Linked DNA regions of Mus musculus: region 2 is linked to region 1. The links are chromatin loops, found by intact Hi-C in ENCODE. Cell type or tissue: heart. All regions are shown on one strand. Links, peaks and the distances in the headings refer to the core of each region. The heading gives the core; the rest is flanking DNA.

Evidence for each region. Hi-C counts contacts between places; a loop is a spot of excess contacts. Peaks named below come from ENCODE experiments on the same cell type or tissue, not always from the same donor. Only the 100,000 strongest peaks of a DNase experiment are listed, where the experiment ranks them.
Region 2: it touches region 1 in a loop (2.9-fold over the local background); 6 of 42 quality-filtered maps call a loop at or near these places.

What each region holds. Positions count from the first base shown.
Region 1 is chr5:147,641,230-147,650,908 of GRCm38, forward strand. Flt1 (FMS-like tyrosine kinase 1) reads right to left here. Exons shown (of 30, transcript NM_010228.4): 12 at 4,896-5,004. Among named protein-coding and RNA genes, the nearest start is that of Gm35383, 14 kb to the right of the region's middle. In heart, for the core only: a CTCF peak has its summit at 4,315; DNase peaks (open chromatin) are centred at 4,202 and 5,262; H3K27ac peaks cover 2,718 bases.
Region 2 is chr5:147,579,535-147,589,213 of GRCm38, forward strand. Flt1 (FMS-like tyrosine kinase 1) reads right to left here. Exons shown (of 30, transcript NM_010228.4): 20 at 8,994-9,082; 21 at 3,017-3,170; 22 at 2,569-2,666; 23 at 768-890. Among named protein-coding and RNA genes, the nearest start is that of Gm35383, 75 kb to the right of the region's middle. In heart, for the core only: a CTCF peak has its summit at 4,605 (motif pointing right); DNase peaks (open chromatin) are centred at 847, 4,597 and 5,347; H3K4me3 peaks cover 525 bases.

The DNA of each region.
Region 1 (9,679 bases), core at 1,078-9,077:
GCTTGTTTTTCTGATTTCTCTGGCTTTGGCCCCATTATAAAGTGTATCGTCTGAAGAAATGCCAAAGTATTCATGGGAAACCTGGAAGCAGGGGGTTTATGGCGTATGAAGCGTGGCGCATGGGGAGCAAGGAGGAGAGCAGAGACGGCTCTCAGAAAATAAAAAGGAGCCCGTGTGAGTGCAGACATGGCAGTGTGCTTTGCAGCACACTGCTCGCTGGGGCTAACCTAGCAGTGAGGTGTCTGAAGCAGTGAGGTGTCCTTTGGCATCTTGGTACATTCTGGACATCTTCCAGGTGAGACTAACGAATTTGCTATCGCCATCCACATAGAGGAGATGGGAATGGAGGGTTGGCTGTACACAGGCTGCTTTTCACAGCCAGTCCTTACTGGCCAGAGCCCCTCTCCATCCCAGCGCCCTCATCCTGGCGGTTGGCACCCAGGGACCTCAGTCACACCGCTGAAGTCACGTGCAGAGTCTCTATTTACTTTGGTGATTTAAAACTTCCTGTGGAAATAGCTCACAGGTTTCCTGATGGAAGATTTTGTTTATCTTTGCCAAGAACCTTCAGGAATCTCAAAATAAAACGCATTTAGTGACACTGAGAAATGAGAGAGACAAGGTTTCATCTTCCAGTTTCTCTCCCAGTGATGGCTCACACACACACACACACACACACACGCTGCATCTAGAAAAGAGAAAAACAACAAACAAACAAACAAACAAACAACCAGGTCTATCCTGAAAGCCTGTTTCTGAACTGGACACAGTTTCTGAAGTCATCAGACAGCTCTTAGGACCATCTGTTTCTCAATGTAACCCCTTCAGCATTTGCTTTTGATCCATAGAAGACTGTAGACAAATAAATTATCTTTAATGGTTTAATAAACCCAGAGGGATTCTCTCCTTAATTCTTCCCCCGCCCCCCAAACCCTGAGTATAAATCCTAAGAAGAGCTGCTCTCCACGGGACTAGAGAGCTGGCTCAGTGGTTAAGAACACTGGTTGCTCTTCTAGAGGACCTGGGTTCAATTCCCAGCACTCACATGGCAGCTCACAACTGTCTCCAACTCCAGTTCCAGGGAATCTGACACCCTCAAACACACATACATTTAGGCAAGACACTGATGCACGTAAAATAGGAGTTGTTCTCCAGCTCAGCCATCACTCTCCTCACTATATAACACTCATCCGTATAGGATGAGACTTACTACAGTCTCCTGAGGGGTCCGTGAGAGAAGCCAGCCTCACTTTCAGAAGACATGGCCAATCCCCTGTGGGGAAAGCATGCCCCGGTGGAAGCAGGCACCGTGAGGCAGGCATTTCCACCTGACTGGGATGGCCCCAAAGAGACTGAAAAGGTTGAGCAATCTTAATTGGACCACTGGCAGGAGTAGTCCCTGAACGTGCATGAACGGATACTAGAGATCTCTGCTGAGGTCACAGGTACCAGCTACAATTGAGCAGCAGAATTAGGAAGGCATGCTGTCAAAGGCTGCTGATGGCCACAGCCAGCTGCTTCTCTCCACCGAGGAAGGGAAGTTACAGCGTTCTGAGAACCGATAAAGCATCAAATAGATCTTTACAGAATTCAAAGTTTAGACAGGCACTTTAGGGGGCTGGGGGGTCCCCAGGATTTAACTCAGTGTCTCCTATGTGATACCAGGGGGAGGGGGCTTTACCACTGAGCTACATGTTATGTCTGCTCCTACATAGCAGCAGCTATTTAAGTATTACCGGGGAGGGACTGGAGGGATGGCTCAGTGGTTAAAAGCACTTGTTGCTCTTGCGGAGGACCCAGATTTGGTTTTCCAGAACCCACCACATGGCTCACAACTACCTGTAACTCCAGTTTTAGGGCACCCAAAGCCCTCTCCTGGCCTTCGGTGGACACTAGGCATGTGTGTGGTACATGTACATGCATGCCGGCCAAACGCTCACAAACACAATATAAAATAAATAAATACAGAAAACTGAAGTGGTACCCTGGGCCAAGTATAAGACACACACACACACACACACACACACACACACAGTACACATCTTCTTATATCCTACAACATACACTACACATAAGATATATTTATATATCTATCTATCCATCCATCTATTCTTATTTTTCCTAGAAAATAAACTTGTTATGTACAAGGGTCCTAAAAGTGCTTAACCTTATATGTCCTAAGACTAAATCTTAGGCTGGGTGTGATGGGGCACATCTTTAATCCCAGCACTTGGGAGGGAGAGGCAGGCCAGCCTAGTTTATATATGAGTTCCTAGACAACCAAGGGTTTAGGATCAGACCCTTTCTTAAATGAATACAAATAAAATAAAAAACAATTGGAGCAAAAATCCGATATGAAAAAATATAATAATTAGCTAAAAGCCAATAGTGGTTATAAGCGATTCAGTCTACCATCCATCTCAATTTACGCTCTCCAGCGCTGGTTGAAGAGAGCCACGGGGAGGAAGCGAATCCTAAATAACAAGGCTGAGATGATGCGCTGCTTTTAGGCATTAAGATGAAAGTTTCTGTGTGCTTTGAGAAGCACTGTGAGCTTCCAGTAGGCATTTCCTTCCCCCAAATTCAGCATGTCCTCTCCCAGAACACACTCAGACCCAAGCCAGAAGGGCCCTGCCCCAAGCCATTAGATGGCCTGCTCTGGTTGGACCCTTAGAATGTGCAATATTGATGGGCCAATGGTATGTGCCCATTATCTAGATAATGCCCAAGATTCCCAGAGAAGACAGATGGCTCTTAAGGCTGCCACTAGACTTCTCTGCCTCTGCCAGAGGGCTGGCAGGCATCCCTAGTCAATATAAGAAATGGCTGAAGAGCTGTGGAGGGAAGGGTCCGGGAGCAGATGTGGGCATGGCTCTCACTCACAGGGATGGAGTGAGAGGCATGGCAGGTACTGTTGCTCTTGGCTCAGCAGCCCTGAGAGGCCCCAGGACTCTAAGCCTAGCCTGGCCTTGAGGTCCTGATGTAGGCACAGTTGTCCACAAGAAGTTGGAACATCTGTAAAGGTTTGTGGGATGGTTTTAGATGAGTCTCGGGGGGGCTAAAGAGTTTGTGGGCGGCTGCTGGTGCTTTCCTTTAGCTCGGAACACGTAGAGGAAGCCTAGCCTCTTCCCTCTATCTGTTCATGCCCGCCCCCACACCCACAGCTCAGTACCCTCCAGTTCTCCCCCTCAGAGGCTTAGAGCTGACACGCAGCTTTGGAGTACTGATCAGTGGTCTATGTGACTGAAGGCCTGAATTTTATTTCATTTATTTTAAATTGATTAAAATTTGAGCAGGGGTGGGGTGTATGTGTGTGTTGTTTTATTTCTCTGATGAATACAGGGCTATGGGCATAGCTCAGTGGTAAAACATCTGCATCACGTCTGGAGTTCAATCGCCAGGAAAATAACCCCCTAAATGTTGACTACATATTAAAAATGTAATATAGTATTTTAGATATACTGCTTAAACAAAATGTTATTCTTTCTTCCTTTTTTGTTTTATTTTTATTTATTTGTTTTGTTGTTTGTTTTTTGTTTTGTTTTTTTAAGACAGGGTTTCTCATTTTAGCCCTGGCTGTCCTGGACCAGGTTGGCCTAAGACTCATATATCCTGCCTGCCTCTGTTTCCCAAGTGCTGGGATTAAAGGCGTATACCACCAATACTTAGCAATAGTTTGTTGCTACTTCAGAACTGTCATTTTGCTACTGCTATGGATTGCAAAATGTTTCCCGATGGTCTTAGGTGACCCCTATGAAAGGGTGGAGCGACCTCCCCATGCAGGTTGAGAACTGCGGGTTTACTCCAAAGCTCCTGGATTTACTCCTAGACTAATCTTAGTGAAATCTTTGTGAGCATCCTTCCCCAGCAAAGGCCTTTGCTACTGGGAGCGGATATAAGAGGAACACTGTCTTCTGCTCTTGTAAGGTGGGAAGGTGAGGACCAGTCCTCGGTCAAGGGGGCTTTGCTGTGGTGTTCTCCCCTCTCCAGAGAATGCAGGGCACTGTCCAGGTCCAACCTGTGAGAATGACCTTCAGGACGGCTCCACGGCCCAGACTCTTTAGGGTTTGGCTGCAGGCTCCCATCATCGGAAAACGCAAACGCCTTATGAACTCAGGGCTGCCTATTTCTTTCTGGAGACTTCTAGGCACTGTCAGCAGCCTGCTCCGTGCAGTGTGAAGTTTCCAGAGGGTTGGCAGGCTGCCCAGGTTCCCTCAGAAACTGGGGAGGCGTGGAGCCAGGCAATTGTTTTTAGACTTTGAGCAACTTATTTCCTTCCTGGACTCACCGAGGGACATAAGGAGCGCCACTTGAGTACTTTGCAGGTTTAAAGATTTGTAGAGACCATCAGGGTTTAAAGTTAAAAATTCTTAAATGCTCAAAAAAAAATAGCCCATTAATTATGAGGAACAAAGCCCACTTTCAGATTTTGACAGGGGAGTCTGAGTCTCCCAAAGGGCTAAATTACTTCAACTATGCATTTCTAAGTAAAACAAACAATCAAACAAAAAACCCACAACCTCCTTCCCCAAACCAAAAAACAAACAATCAAAAAACCCGTCTAATATCATAGGGGTTGGAAGTGAACTATGTACCAGACCCAGAGGTAGGTCTTGAGGGGGGTCCAAGAGTGAGGATATAAGATCCCAAATTTAGAACCCAGTCTGGGAAAGAGACACAGACACAATTGAGAGAATTCCGGGAAGTGGCTCTTTAGAGAAGCTAAAGATGTTGTGGAATTCTATCCGAGAGCAAGGATGGAGGTCCTCACAGTGTGACAAGTCTATGTTTAAAAAAAAGGGGGGGGGAATCACCAAGGGCGTTAAAAGCAAAGAGAAAAAGAAGAAAGACTGAGGTCACCCAACTTCCCTGTAGGTGAAGTCCCGATAGCTTACCTGTGACATAAAATTTTATGTTTCTTTCCACAGTCCCTATTTTATTGAAGGCCCGGCAGCTGTAGATTCCAGGGGTCTGAGAGTCAGCCACCACCAATGTGCTAACCGTCTGCAAAAGACACAAAGTTCAGCTGGGACAGAGATCGATAGGAACGGCCCTGAGCGAGCGGCTAAGGGTTGGAGTGATTCAGATGTTCCATTCACATAGAGGGTATGGCAGGGGTGGTAGCCACCAGCAAGCTCTCTGCTTTGGAGCCCCACTACGAATAGAAAAATAACAGGAAAACAGGTCCTCAGGAGACCGGAGCCCATGACATCCGACCTACGAGGGTTTTCGGGGCTTATCTCGGTATGTGGCCACAACAATCACAGACCTGAAGCCGGGGTGTGGAACTGCACGTCCCACCCCACGAGGTGGTCAGGCCATGTCTGTGAGAGGAACAGGTGAGGCCCAGGCCTTTCCTGGTGTGGGTGACCTGAGAGCATGGGTGCCAACTGGTCACAGGAGGCATCTATGATGGGCATGAGAATCAAGCAAGGAGAGAAGAGAAGGCGGAGAAGCCAGTTCTCATTTGTGCTCACGGGGTCTGGCTCGCAGCCCCCAGTGGACTTGAAAGGGACAGGAAGTTGAAAGCTAAGCTAGTCGTGCGTGTGTGTGTGTGTGTGTGTGTGTGTGTGTGTGTGTGTGTGTGTTTATAAATTGTGTATTCTCAGGACTTTAATTCTTTATGTACAAAATGAAGATATAAACTGACATTTTAGAGCTATGACTTAGCTGATTGTCCCCAGATGGTGGTCAAGTTGATATGAACCTGGAAGTACTTTTCAAAATAAATAATGTCTACTCTAATCGTAAGGTGAAAACTTAGACAGCTAAAAGACTTCCATTGTTTCCTTTAAAAGAAGAAATTAGAAATATGGACACACTGCTGAGCAGTCTTCCATTGAAAGCCACCATGCCATGAATAGGTAGTGAGGGGGGATTAAAGGTACTTTTTAATACTTCAAATTAGAGACAAATACATAAAACTTGGTCCAGTTCCTCAGAGATTGTAGTCTGTCCTACGACACAAATAACTAGCCATGGTCTGTGAGACTGGGGTACTGTTCTCAGGGTGGTAGATGATTTTGTGTGTCCTGGCGTAAGATAAATGCAATACTACGGGATGCCGGGTGCTTTTGTGAATGAGCATTCCCGAGGGACTGGTCTTGGGGAAGGGACTTAACGTTTTCCGATGGGTGAAGTAATAGTAAGTAGGCACTTAATGTGTGGTCTCTCAATGTCTCTAAGAAATCAAGACATTTCTGTTTTTAATCTAGAGACTAAGCAGACTAAAAACAAGGGCTGGAGAGGTGGTCAGTAGTTAAGAGCACTGGCTGCTCTTGCAGAGGACCTGGGTTCAGTTCCCAGTACCCACGTGGCAGCTCACAGCCATCTGTAACTCCAGTTCCAGAGGATCCAACACCCTCTTCTGGCCTCTGTGAGCACCAGGCTCATACATATTGCATGTACATACATGCAGGCAGAACACTCACACATATAAAACATAGTAAGTAAATCTGAAAGGAAGTCTGACAGCATCCTCTGGTTTTTTTAGGCAGCAAACCCCCTTCTTCATTTCCCACCCCAAATGGTTTCTTGGTTGTTGGAAGTCTCTGCTCAATCCCATCCACTCTTATATCATCTGTGTGTTATCAAACTTCTAGATAACGCAGAGGGCTGGGCTATGTGGTAGTTCTCACTCCGTTTAGTGGATATTCATCACGTGGCTGTAAAGGTACTGCTGGGATATCAATCAGTAGGGAGCATAGCAATCCCCATGGCCAATGACTTTTAAAAGTGTTTGGCCCATTCCCTACTTAAGGTTCCAACATATGCTTTCTCTTCTTCGGGGGTTGGGGGTGTGAGTTGGGTGTGGGTGGGGTAGGAAGATGGCCACTGTAGAAGAGTCTGAGAGTCCAGCTCTCTCTCTCTTTCTCTTTCTTTTGATTGCTAACTTTAACAAAGAGTGGGAGCATATGAGTTCTGATAGCCGCCTTCTCTTAATTATTATACAGACCAGCGAGAGCCACAGAGGACGTAGAAAGCTGTGGTAAGACAAGCTTGTTGGAGACAGTGTGAGGGGAGCCACTAGCTGGTGGGAGCCAGAAGGACAGATTGACGATCAAGTGCATTGTGACCCCCTGTGTTGTCTGGGGAGTCTGAGCTGCATGTCAAAGCTCTTCACGGGAAATCAGAAATGAATGTCTGCACTGAGGGCTTCCTGCTTGCAGTCATCGTAAGCCCACGCTCCTTACAGGAGTTAAGTTCTTACTGTTGATCTGGAAGGACCCCTGCAGAGTCATTTAGATTCTCGGATGTATCGTGGTCCAACTCGGATCTATGGTTTAGTTAGATTTGTCTGCTTAGAAACCCTGTGCCTGTTGGCTTGAGAATATTTGACATTTCAGACAGTCACCATTTATACTGTTGTTAAAATGACTTTGATTTTGCAAAACCCAGAGCTGGGGTTTGTGGCAAGGAGAAGCCAGACTACATATGTACATTTGCCCTGTTTGAGTCCTGCACATAGTGGGCTGGAGAGAGGACACAGTGGTAAAGGCATATGTTCTTGCAGAGGATCAGGGTTTGATTCTTAGTACCCACGTGGTTGCTCATAATGCCCTGTAACTTCAGCTACAGTCACTGTAGCCTCAGGAGATCTGACACCCTCTTCTGATCTCCATGGACACTGGGCAAGCACATGGTGCGCAGATATACATACGTGCAAAGCAATCATGCACATAAAGTCAGTCAGTAAATTAGACTTGCCCACACTGTCTGAAATGGTTGCAGCAGCTTTGGTCTTGCTGAGCCATGTCAGACTTTTCATGTAATCTGAGACTAAAGCTGAGATGCCTGGAGGTGATATGAATCCATGCCATACAATGAATTATGAAGAAAGAGATATAATTCAAGTACATTTTTCTTTGCCTGAATAATGCCTTCCAATATTAGACACGTATGCACAGACGGGCATCCTCCAGAATTGAACTCACCATGGTTTCTGTTAGTGTAGAAATTATGTAAGTGGGGTGTTTATTATTTCTTTGTGGTGGGACCTTCATGCTGTCCTTGATGGTAACATGGACAGCATTATCTTAGCCCCGTGAGATGGGGGCATTAAACAAATAAGGTGACTAAGGTTTCTAGGGGTTAAGGGATGAACCCCAGGACTCCAGAGACCACAGACATGCCTGGGAAGAGCATCTGTACTGGTGTGTAGAACTTGAGAGCTCACACTCTCAGCCTTTGATTGCTTCCCCACCCAAGTGCTTCACACTGGGTAGCAAAACCTATTGACACAGGCCTGTCTACCATTTGAATGGGGTTTTCCTTGAAGGTAGCTCCTTTAATCAGCAGCATAAACTGAACACTATTTTCCTTCTGGGATAGAATTTCACACAAACTGAAAACTTTTCTATTTTTTTCAAGACAGGATTTCTCTGTGTGACAGCCCTGGCTGTCGTGGACTTTATAGACCAGGCTGGCCTCGAACTCCTGAGTGCTGGGATTAAAGGTGTAAACCACCACCCTTCTTTTCCTTTTTCTTTTTCTTTTTCTTTTTCTTTTCCTCTTTCTCTTTCTTTTCTTTTCTTTCTTTCTTTCTTTCTTTCTTTCTTTCTTTCTTTAAGTGATGTGATTTGGAAGTATGATCGATGAATGAAAAGATTCTAATTAAAGAAAAACATTTTTAAACACAGGGTGAAACATAGAACTTATTATGATCAACTTTCCTAAAAATTATTTCACTCTGGTATATTCTTTATCTAGGGAATATGTTTTAAGGTTATAAAATTAAGTATCTTTTCATATAACATCAAAGATATAGGTTGTGTATAGTGGTATATGCCTTTAGTCCCAGTGACAGGAGGCAGAAGAGCTCTGTGTGTTGGAGGCCAGCCTGGTCTACATATTGAAGAGGTCCAGCCAAGGCTACATAGTGAGACCCTGTCTCAAAAACAAGACAAAAATCCATGGCGGGTATTTGACAAGCATAAGACAGGTCAGGTCAGAGACAGGAGCTTAAGCAAGGCTGTGCTCTGCATCCTTTGGTTGTATTGGAAGGCATCTTCTCATGGGGCAGTCAATAAGGATGCATGAGCTGCTTGTCTTAAAGGGACCATTCTGATCCTTGATGTCCACAACAAAGAGGAGAATGAAAAAGGTCAAACAGAATACCAAATTGTCCCTGTTATGTTTTAGAAGAGAAACTGCCAAAGATTTGAGCTGTAACAGATACTTGGAGTTGTAATTGTTTATTTTATAGGACACACTTGAAGGGATGTCTCAAGATGGTCTGCTTGCATTAATTCTATAATCAGTTTGCATTTTCCACAAATGAAGCAAATCGAGGGCCAGTGACGAAGGCAGAAGCATTAAGGTAAACTACCATTAGGACACTCATAGTCAACCAGTCATAGGAGAAGGAAAGACAACCTCACTCCCACTTAAAATCCACAGTGCCCTTCTACAGAGGATGAACACAGCCAATTGCAACATCAAAAAAGATAAAAGGTGAGGTTTTTGGTCCAGTCTAACTCTGCATTCTTAAAGGTTCTGTGCTTGTCACGGGGTCCTTTGATATGTCCCCAGATGTTCATCAAGACTGTCACCAGAAGCCAGACATGGTGGTGCACGCCTTTGATCCCAGCACTTGGGAGGCAAAAGCAGGCAGATCTCTGAATTCGAGACCAGCCTGGTCTACAGAGTGAGTTTCAGGACAGCCCGGGCTAAATAGAGA
Region 2 (9,679 bases), core at 563-8,562, 62 kb before region 1:
CTCCACCCTCCCCACCCTCCCCACCCTCCCCACCTTCCTCACCCTCCCTCTGGACCTTCTGCATCAAGGGATCTGGGGTGAGGACAGCAAGTCTTGGTTCAGAAAGGCTGCTAGGTGATGTGTGTGTTTCCTACAGTCTGAGAGCCCTGCTGCAGAGCAATCAAGAGAACCCAGACATTATTAGCTGAAGCCCTCCTGGCAGAGGCCAGACAAGAGAGGACACTAAAGGTCACCCAGTAAGTGACAAATAACATTATGTTCAAAAACAAATGAGGAAGAGAGGCCAGCATGAGCCAGAAGGGAGATGGGTCCCACGGAAGGCGTCCCTGGAGGTAAGCAGCTTCCTCCGTTCAAGATAGTGTGTACCCTCCCGCACTCTTTCCGGAAGTACAGACACCTGCTGAATCAATCACCGGGGCTTATCTGAGGGGAAGAGGCCACGCTGTTCTTTTCAGTGGGACATGGGACTCCCAGAGGGGTGGTGGGCAGAGACTGATGTGGTCTCTGCAGGGCTCAGCCGGCTGCTCAGGTTAACAAGTCTCAAGTGGTCCTTCTATCAGGACAGGTACCCAGCCAGGGATCAGAGAAAGAAGATTCCATCCCCAGAGTTCTCAGCACACAGCTCTTCTGGACCATCTATCTTCGCAGAGCCACATGGGCATTTGGGGAATGACTGCTGAGAAACGTAAGTGTTTGCAAGGGCTTCGGTCTGTGGCCTAAACTCGACAGGGTAGAAAGGGATCGAACGCGCCCCCAAGCTCACTCACATCTCCTCTCCTCACATAATCAGGGTTCTTATAAATATCCCGGGCCAGGCCAAAGTCGCAAATCTTCACCACATTGTTCTCAGATAAAAGGATGTTTCTCGCTGCCAGGTCCCGATGAATGCACTGTAATAAAACAGTTATGTAATGAACGCACTTCCCGAATCAAGCTGCTTAATTTCCTGTATCCACTCTGGGTCATTATTCTTTGAAAAAAAAAAAAAAACAACTGTGTGTGTGTATATGTATGAGTGTGTGTGAGTATGTGTGTATGTGCGAGTGAGCGTGTGTGCACACACAAGCACTCATGTGAGCATGCATATACCATGACATGCATGTGGAGGGCAACCGTGTGAGTTCCTGGGATCGAACTGAAGTCATCAATTTGGCAGCAAATACCTTTACCTGCTGAGCCGGCTCACTGGCCCTGGTATCATTATTCTTAATTCTAATTTCCATTTCATCTGTGGTAGAGGGAGCATCTCTCAGCACACACCTAGCTACCATAAACACAATGTGCTTCTTGTGCAAGTACAAGGTCCAGGTGGCTCAAAGGACACGTTCTAAATCAGCCAGGCTCCTGTTCTATGGGAGCGTACTGGTCAACCGCACCGGCAGTCTGAATTTTGCCAGTGAGTGAGATTTTCCCCTGTGGCCTTTTAGAGCAGATCTTTGGGAGCTGTGGTTAGGGGTGATTTGTTTTGTTGGCTGTTTACGTTGTTTGCCGCTGTTGCTGGTTTTAAGACAGACTCCCGAGGTGTTGTGTACCCTGACCCGGAACTCACTCAGGTTGGCATGTAACCAGGAATCCCCCTGCCTTGGCCTCTCAGGTGCCTGGATGCCCATGGTTTGGGCTTGAGCTGAGGGTTTCTGAGAAGCCTCAGGTGGGTATACTGAAGATAGCTTCTTCATGAAGCCTGGAGAGTTTAGAAGCACGCCAGAGGGCACCGTGGAAGACAGCGCTCCTGGGTTTGTGTAGTCCAAAATACCCAGGAAGATTTTACCCTTAAATGCTATCCGCAGGCTCAATATCCTGGTACCTCTCCATATCAGAGCAAATCTAGGTTATTGTGGTGAGGTCTGGTGTATAGTTAACAACCTAAACAAATATAAACAAATACTAGAAAAATAGCTTCACAGCAGAGGTGTGTGTCCAGGCCTCACAAAAAGACAAATCAGTAGCAGAATGCATTTTCAAATACGTTACCATTAAGTTATAAAAATATATCCAACCCGATTTAAGTTGAGAATTGATGTCATTCTTGTATATTGGTTAACATATGCAATCTGTATGTTTTCATACATCATTTAAAAGGTCAAAATAAAAGTGGGGAGCAGGGAAGAGACTTGAAAGGCACACGTGTGTTGGATGTTCTAAGTTTAATAACATACATAAAAACAAATTCTAAAATGTAAAGTGAAAGCTTTTGAAAAAAACTCAAAACCTTTTTTTATCTCTGATTAAGAAAGTTAAAGAAGGGGCTGGAGAAATGTCTTGGCAGTAAAGAGCACTGACTGCTCTGCCAGAGGTCCTGAGTTCAATTCCCAGCAACCATGTGGTGACTCACAACCATCTGTAATGGGATCTGATGCCCTCTGCTGGTGTGTCTGAAGACAGAGTACTCAGGTGTGTGTGTGTGTGTGTGTGTGTGTGTGTGTGTGTATGTGTATATATATATATATATATGCAGGTGTATATATGTGTGTACATATGTACATATGCATATATAAAAGATTTGCAGTATTAAAAAACATTCTTTTTTTTTTTTTTAAATAAAGTTAGACTACAAAGAGATGAGCTGACCTTTCTGGAGGACAGAAACTCCATGCCTCTGGCCACTTGGAAACTGTAGGAAATCAGGTCTTCCATGGTGAGGGGCTGCTTGGAGATCTCACTGTAATCTACGGAGCATTCGAATCTTGTAAAGATTTTTGTGCCTGCACCAAATCCCCATTTATTGAAACAATATTCACAAAGTATAAGACACACCAAGGACGCCACAGTTCATTGGCAAGAGAGTTTGAGTCTCAACTCAAGCATCAGAGATGTTTTCCCAGGCTGCGGGGTTGAGGGGTGGGGGTGAAGGGTAGGGGAATGGAGATTGGGCACAATGGGTGTGACCTGGTAGGACATTACCCCCATTCCCAGGATGTTTATTAGGGTGATAAATCCGGAAGGAAAAAAATGTGTGAGATGTGTAGTGTGTTGTAGAAATCCCCGAGACTGGAGGCCGGGAGGAGCGGATACGTACCCTCGTCTCCTTCCACATCGCTCACGCTTCGGTCTTCAGGGAAGCTGGAGCTGGTGACACTTGAGCTGCTGACACTGTCTAGGCGGGGCTTCTGGCCCTGCTCCAGGCCTGGTTCCAGGCTCTCTTTCTTGAGCTCCATATGCAAGGCTGCGTCCTTAGCATAGACAAGAAGCACAGGAGTGAGAGGGGCCCAAGGCAGAGATGGCTGCCGTCCGGATTGGACAAGCCACTGGACCCCGAATGCACACTGGGTGCTAGGCATTTATTTCCCAGGCTGTAGAATCTTTTATGTTCTTGCATGGGTTCCTAGTGAACACCTCAGATCCAGGCAACTGATAAATACTGAACACTTAGTGTGAGCTAGCATACACTTCCTCAACTTCCCCAAGAGCTTATGTCATTTTACTAAATAATTGTCAAAATAGTGTTTGTTTTGTCTTACGAGGTATGGGCGTGGTTTGAGACAGCATTTCTATGTAGTCCTTGATGTCCTGGAACTCAGAGATCTACCTGCCTCTATCCCCCGAGTGCTGGAATTAAAAGTGTGTGTTACCACCACCTGATTTGTTTTTTAAAATAGATTTATTTTATTTTTATTTATGTGTATGTGAACATGCATTTGGGTGTCTACCAAAGCTAGACAACGTCATTGGATTCCCTAGACCTGGGGTCAAAGCAGGTTGTGCCAATATGGGTGCTGGGGGAACAGTGCTCCTAACTGCTAAGCCTTCTCCCTCTTCCCCTCCCTCCCTCCCTCCCTCCCTCCCTCCCTCCCTCCCTCCCTCCCTCCCTCCCTCCCTCCCTCCCTCTCTCCCTCCCTTATAAAACAATTCATACACAAGCTGGTTCTGAAGAGCTAAGTCATCAAAGCCACAGCTAATAATTGGCAAAGCCTGAAAGCTTGCGCTAGCGTCCAACCAAGTCTGTCTCTGCTGCTTTTTGTAGCACATGCCCTGTTGTTTGAAAGGTGACAGAGAGTTTGATAGCCTCACTCAGGTGGTGTGAAAGCCTCTGTAATCCCTGCAGAGGCTCAAGTTACCAGTTCCTCTCATTTCCTCGGGGAGAGAAGAGGAGATACACCTTTCTCTTGGTTTCCCTTTGAGGATGTCACACCACTGCATCCTATCATGAATAGCAAAGGCGGCTCACTGTGGGCATCTGAATCTTGCTGCTTTTCCTCTGCCTTCTCTATAGAGTCTTCTGGCTCCTCTACTAATCATGCCATCATGGGCAAATCCTTTCATGTTTGTCTGCGTTTCATCTTTCTCGTCTGGAAGGCACTACATATTATTACAGTTTGTGCCTCGCAGGAAAGGACTTCCGTGTTCTACTGTTTTGCCTACCGTAACTCATCTACTGCTTCACACTAGAGACGCATCCTGCTCAGTGGCTTTCAGGACGCGGCTGTGTGCCCATGCGTACCCGCATGTGTATATACCCACAGGGGCCTGTGTACCGTACAGCCTGGCTTCTGCTGGCTTCTGTGTACCTAGACAGGAGCTGGGAGGGAATGAAGTTCAGCGCTAGGATTAAACAGCCTTGACTTTTCTGGGATGTCACTAAGAAGAAGCAGTCCTTCCACTAGAGGGCGCCAGGGAGCAAGCAGAAGATCCAACAAACTTTAGGAGGGACAGCAGCAAGCAGCACTGTGATATAGGGTACAGAGGGGTTCCCACATCCTGAAAAAAAAGAGTCTCCTGGGGACACACCCCATACAAACATTTCCTCGAGTCATGTCCCTGAAGGGAGTTTTGCTCTCTCAGTTCTTCTCAAATCCTGTCTGGGATTTCAGGAGTGAAGACAAGTTATATTGCGTGTAACCCACCCTAGACACCTTTTCCTCGTGGCAGGTAGAAAGCCAAACAGTCCAAAGGACCATCATTTTTCTCTCCACGAGGCAGCTAGCCCTGCTCAGACGGAGTCTGGAGTTTTATTTTCTGAAAGCGTACTGCCTTCTTCCTCACAGCTCTCAGAAGCTACGGGGTAGAACCTGTCCCCAGGTTACCCTACCCTTCCTCGCACCCCAGTTCAGCTATGCTCAGCAGCAGTGTGCCACCAAAGACAGGTTACGTTAGTGGACTCTGGGGACTAAGGCAGAATAGTAGGTTAATCACAAAGCACATTTAAGAATCTTGACGGATTTGGGCCGTTCCTCCATCTCTCCTTCCTATTCCTTTAGGTTCCAAATGTGACAGATAGTCATGAGTTTTCCATAAAACACAGCTCCACCAAGTGCCATGGGGAAGTAAACCAGTAAATATAGCCCCGAAAGGAAGCAAGCTCCTCCAAACAAAGGACGCACAAACCCAAACGCTCCATCCTGCCAAGTCCCTGGGGTGTTCTGAGGGCTTAGCGCTTCCTGAGCCCAGTCTAGGACATCAAGATCGACAGGAATCTGTGCTGCTCTCAGCTCGGGGCACCGCTGCACCCCTTATTTAGTGGGGGTCTGAGAAAAAAATTCTAAAGCTGGAGGTGAAGCAAGATAGGTCTTTCTCCTCTCTTTATCTTGTGGTTACTGTGTTCTTAAGCCAATTTCTTTATTACACTAGTATATATATATTTATTTGTGCTTGTCTGCTGCGTGCACAAATGCAGAAGCCAGAGGACAACTTGCTGGAGTTGGTTCTCTCCTTCCATCATGTGAGTCCCAGGGATCAGACTCAGGTCATCAGGCTTGGCAGCAAGCCTCTTTATCTAGACTGAGCCATCTTGCCAGCCATTTCCTGACTTCTCTGGTGATACACACACACACAGACACACACACACACACACACACACACACAGAGCACAGAGTAGATTTAAGATTTCAGTTTTTGGAAAGCCTAGTTTATAAGGGGGAAATATAGCTGGGCATGGTGGTAAACACCTTTAATTCTGGCACTCAGGAGGCAGAGGTAAGTGGATCTCTGTGAGTTCCAGGACAGCCAGGGATACATAGTGAGACCCTGTCTCAAACAATAGAATGAGGGAATATGTAATATATTCAACAGTCTGGTGGGACAACTATGTCTTTGATAAAACCATAGTCTGAGATGAAAAGGTGGGTCAGCTATCCAGTTTTCCTTGCTTTATTTGTAACAAGGTCTCTCTCCCCCCACCTCTCTCTCTCTCTCTCCATATATATGTATATACTTATTTATTTATTTAAATTATGTATATAAGGGTATGTGTGAATCTGCGTGTGCGTCTCTGAGCACAGGCACCCTCAGTGAGTAGAGAGATCAGATTGCCTGGAGCTATAGTAACAGACAGTTGTGAGCTATCTAATGTGGGTGCTGGGAGCCGAACTCAGGACCTTTGGTAGAGCAGAAAGAGCTCCTAACCGCAGAGCCATCTCTCCACTCCTGGTCTCACTCTATTTTCCAGGCTGATGTCTAACACTTGGGCTCACACAATCCTCCATCTCAGCAGCCAGAACTGCTTGCAGGTACTGCAACGTCTAGTTGTCTTCTGTGGTGTCTTCCCTACATATCAGAGATGGGCACCGTTCCTAGAACTCTGAAGGTTCATTCAACCATGTGCATTAGCTGTGTTCAATTGAACTCTCTGTGTCTCTGTTTGTCTCTCTCTCTCTCTCTTTCTCTCTGTTTCTCTCTCTATGTGTGTGTCTCTGATTCTCTCTGTCTCTGTCTTTCTAATGCAGGGGAGGGGACAGACACAGGGCCTCACTCGTGACAAATAAGAACTCCCCCACTGAGCTACACCCCATCCTTCAACATCCTAGTGGATAAAAATTGACAAAAGGGGACAACTAAATGCTTAAGGGAAGAGTTTCGTTTTCCCAACAGTCTCACCCTGGGTTCTATTATTAGCGCCACTGAATACAAGGAACTGGAGCCTAAAGAGACTGACTAATTTGTTCAAGGCCAGGTCTTATGAGAGGAGACTTGGAATTTAAACCTGGAAAATCTGGTTGTGGAGCCAGAGAGCTTGCCTCCAATGTGCGCCTCCCAGATGCCGGTGACTGGCTAACTGTCAGTCACTGTCTCCCTGGCCAATTCAGCCCAGAGAGGGACAGCAGTGGGACCACAAAGCATACCACAGTGTTTGAATCCATGGCTTCTTCTTTAGAGCTGGCCTTTCCTGAAAGACTATGTGTCCTCCCAGTATTCTTGTGTGTTTGTTTGTTCTCTGTGTGTGTGTATATGTTTAGTGTGTGTGTATGCGGTGTGTGTGTATGTGATATGTGTATATGTGGTGTGTGTGGTGTATGTGGTGTGTGTGGTGTATGTGGTGTGTGTATGTGTATATGTGTGTATGTGTGTATGTTGTGTGTGTATGTAGTGTGTATATGTGTATGTATGTGTGTGTATGTGGTGTGTGTATATGTAGTGTGTGTGTATGTGGTGTATGTGTGTGTATGTGGTGTGTGTATATGTAGTGTGTATATATGTGGTGTATGTGTGTGCATGTGGTGTGTGTATATGTAGTGTGTGTGTGTGGCATATGTGTGTGTGTGTGTTTCATGCAGAATGATGCCGCAAGTGCAGGGCCTCCCTGGGAAAGCAGAGGAACCCAAACTCCACTCCTGCCAAAAACAGCGGTTAAGCTGCAGAGTGGCTTGGCACACCTGTAACTCCAGTGCTGTGAAGTGGAGGCAGAAGGATGGTTGGAGCTTGCTAGCTGCCAGCCTAGCTCCAGGTTCAGTGAGAGACCCAGGCTTGAGGGGGTAAGGAAGAGATTGACAGAGCAAGACTCCAGTATCTTCCTCTGGCCTCTGTGCACACACCACACATGTGCATTCGCGCTCATACAGAGACACATACAATGCACATATACACTCACAGACATACACACAACACAGACACTCACATATGTGTACATATATACCCACACACAACACACACATATAAACATATACCACACATACACACCACACACATGCACACACACAACCTGCATATATATGCATACACTGCACACAAACACATATACACACAATACACACATACACACACATATATATAAACACAACACACACATATATGTATATATGTTATATATACATATATAATATATTTATACTATATGCACACACACACAACATGCATATAACACATACACATGCAAATACACAACAACCACAATAATGAAATAGAAGAGGGAGAGCACTAGATTAAGCACACATGATTTCCTGTTGTAGTCCATCACTGATCTATTGGTAACTATGGAAACCATTCAGTTGTTTGTGCCTTTAGTTTCTCTGATTAGTGAAGCTAATCAGTTGTCCTATAGTCACAGGTATGGCTTTGAGGAACAAGTGCATAAAATCTCGTGCAAGGATGAGGACCTCTGTTCAGATCCCTAGCATCTACACAAAATCTTTCAAGGTAGGGCAGACAGAGGAAGCTGGATCCCAGAGGCTCATTGGAAAGTCACTCTAGAGGAACCGGCCAGCTCTAGGTTCAGTGAGATGCCCCGTCTCAAAAAACTAAGGTGGAGAGGCAGCTGAGGAAGACATCCCCATGTCAACTTCTGGGATTCACACATGGGTAAAGTGCACCTACACATATGTGTACACACACACACACACACACATACACACACACACACAAACCACACACACAAACAAACATACACAAGTGCTGCCATTAAAAAACAGCCATACCTTTAGAATCTAGGCCTGGCTAGTTTTTGTCAATGTGACACAAACGAACTAGAGTCACCTAAGAAGAGAGAACCTTAACTGAGGAGTTCTCTTCCTCACTGTGGCCTGTGGGTATGTCTGTGGAGGGATTTTTTTTCTTTTGACTATTGATTGATGTAGAAGGCCTGTTCACAGTGGGCGGCACAATCCCTAGGCAGGTGGTCCTGAGCCATAGAAGAAAGGTGACTAAGCAAGCCAGGGCAACTGAGGCAGCAAGCAGTGTTCCTCTGTTGTCCTTGCTTGGGTTCCTACCCTGACTTCCCTCAGAGATGGACCCTTGTCAGGACCCATAAGCCACAGCCACAGAGAGGGACCAGGGTGAATCCTTACCTTGTTGAGACAGAATAAGTCACGTTTGCTCTTGAGGTAGTTGGACAGGTTTCCGTATTTGCAGTATTCCACGATCACCATCAGAGGCCCTGCAGCCCAAACAACACGTGCTTAACCACACCAGGTCAGACAGCCGTTCAATAGCTTCCGGTCAGCCCTCGAGACCTCAAACCAACCTGGTTTTATATGGGTAGGGCCCGAGAGTGCACCTGAGACTAGAGGCCATGAGTCAAGGCTCGATTCAGCTTCTGTGGCACAAAACCCGGCCTTGTTAATATAACCGAGAACATGGCCCTCTTCCAATAAAGTTTTATGAACACAGATATTTAAATGTCACCAAACAAAATACTCCTTTCTCTTCTTCCCCACCCCGATGATTCAAAGAGAGCCAGCCATGCTGAGCACAGAGGCTACCTGTCCTCTTCCCACCCTTCTGCAGTGAAAACAGTTTGGGGGGAAGGAAGCACCCCCTCATCCCTCAGGGCTCCAGAAAGGAAGTTGCTTCTAGAGCTGGGGTCTCCCCACCAAGGAGCAGGTTTGGCTGGGGTTCAGCTGCCCAGCCTTGGAGGCTCACATCTCAAAGGTACAAGGTTGAGGGACGCAGAATGCTGTCACTGGGGCAGGCGCTCGACTTATGCACGGTTAGGCGCTATGGGGAACTTGTCTGGTTCACGAGGACTCTTTCT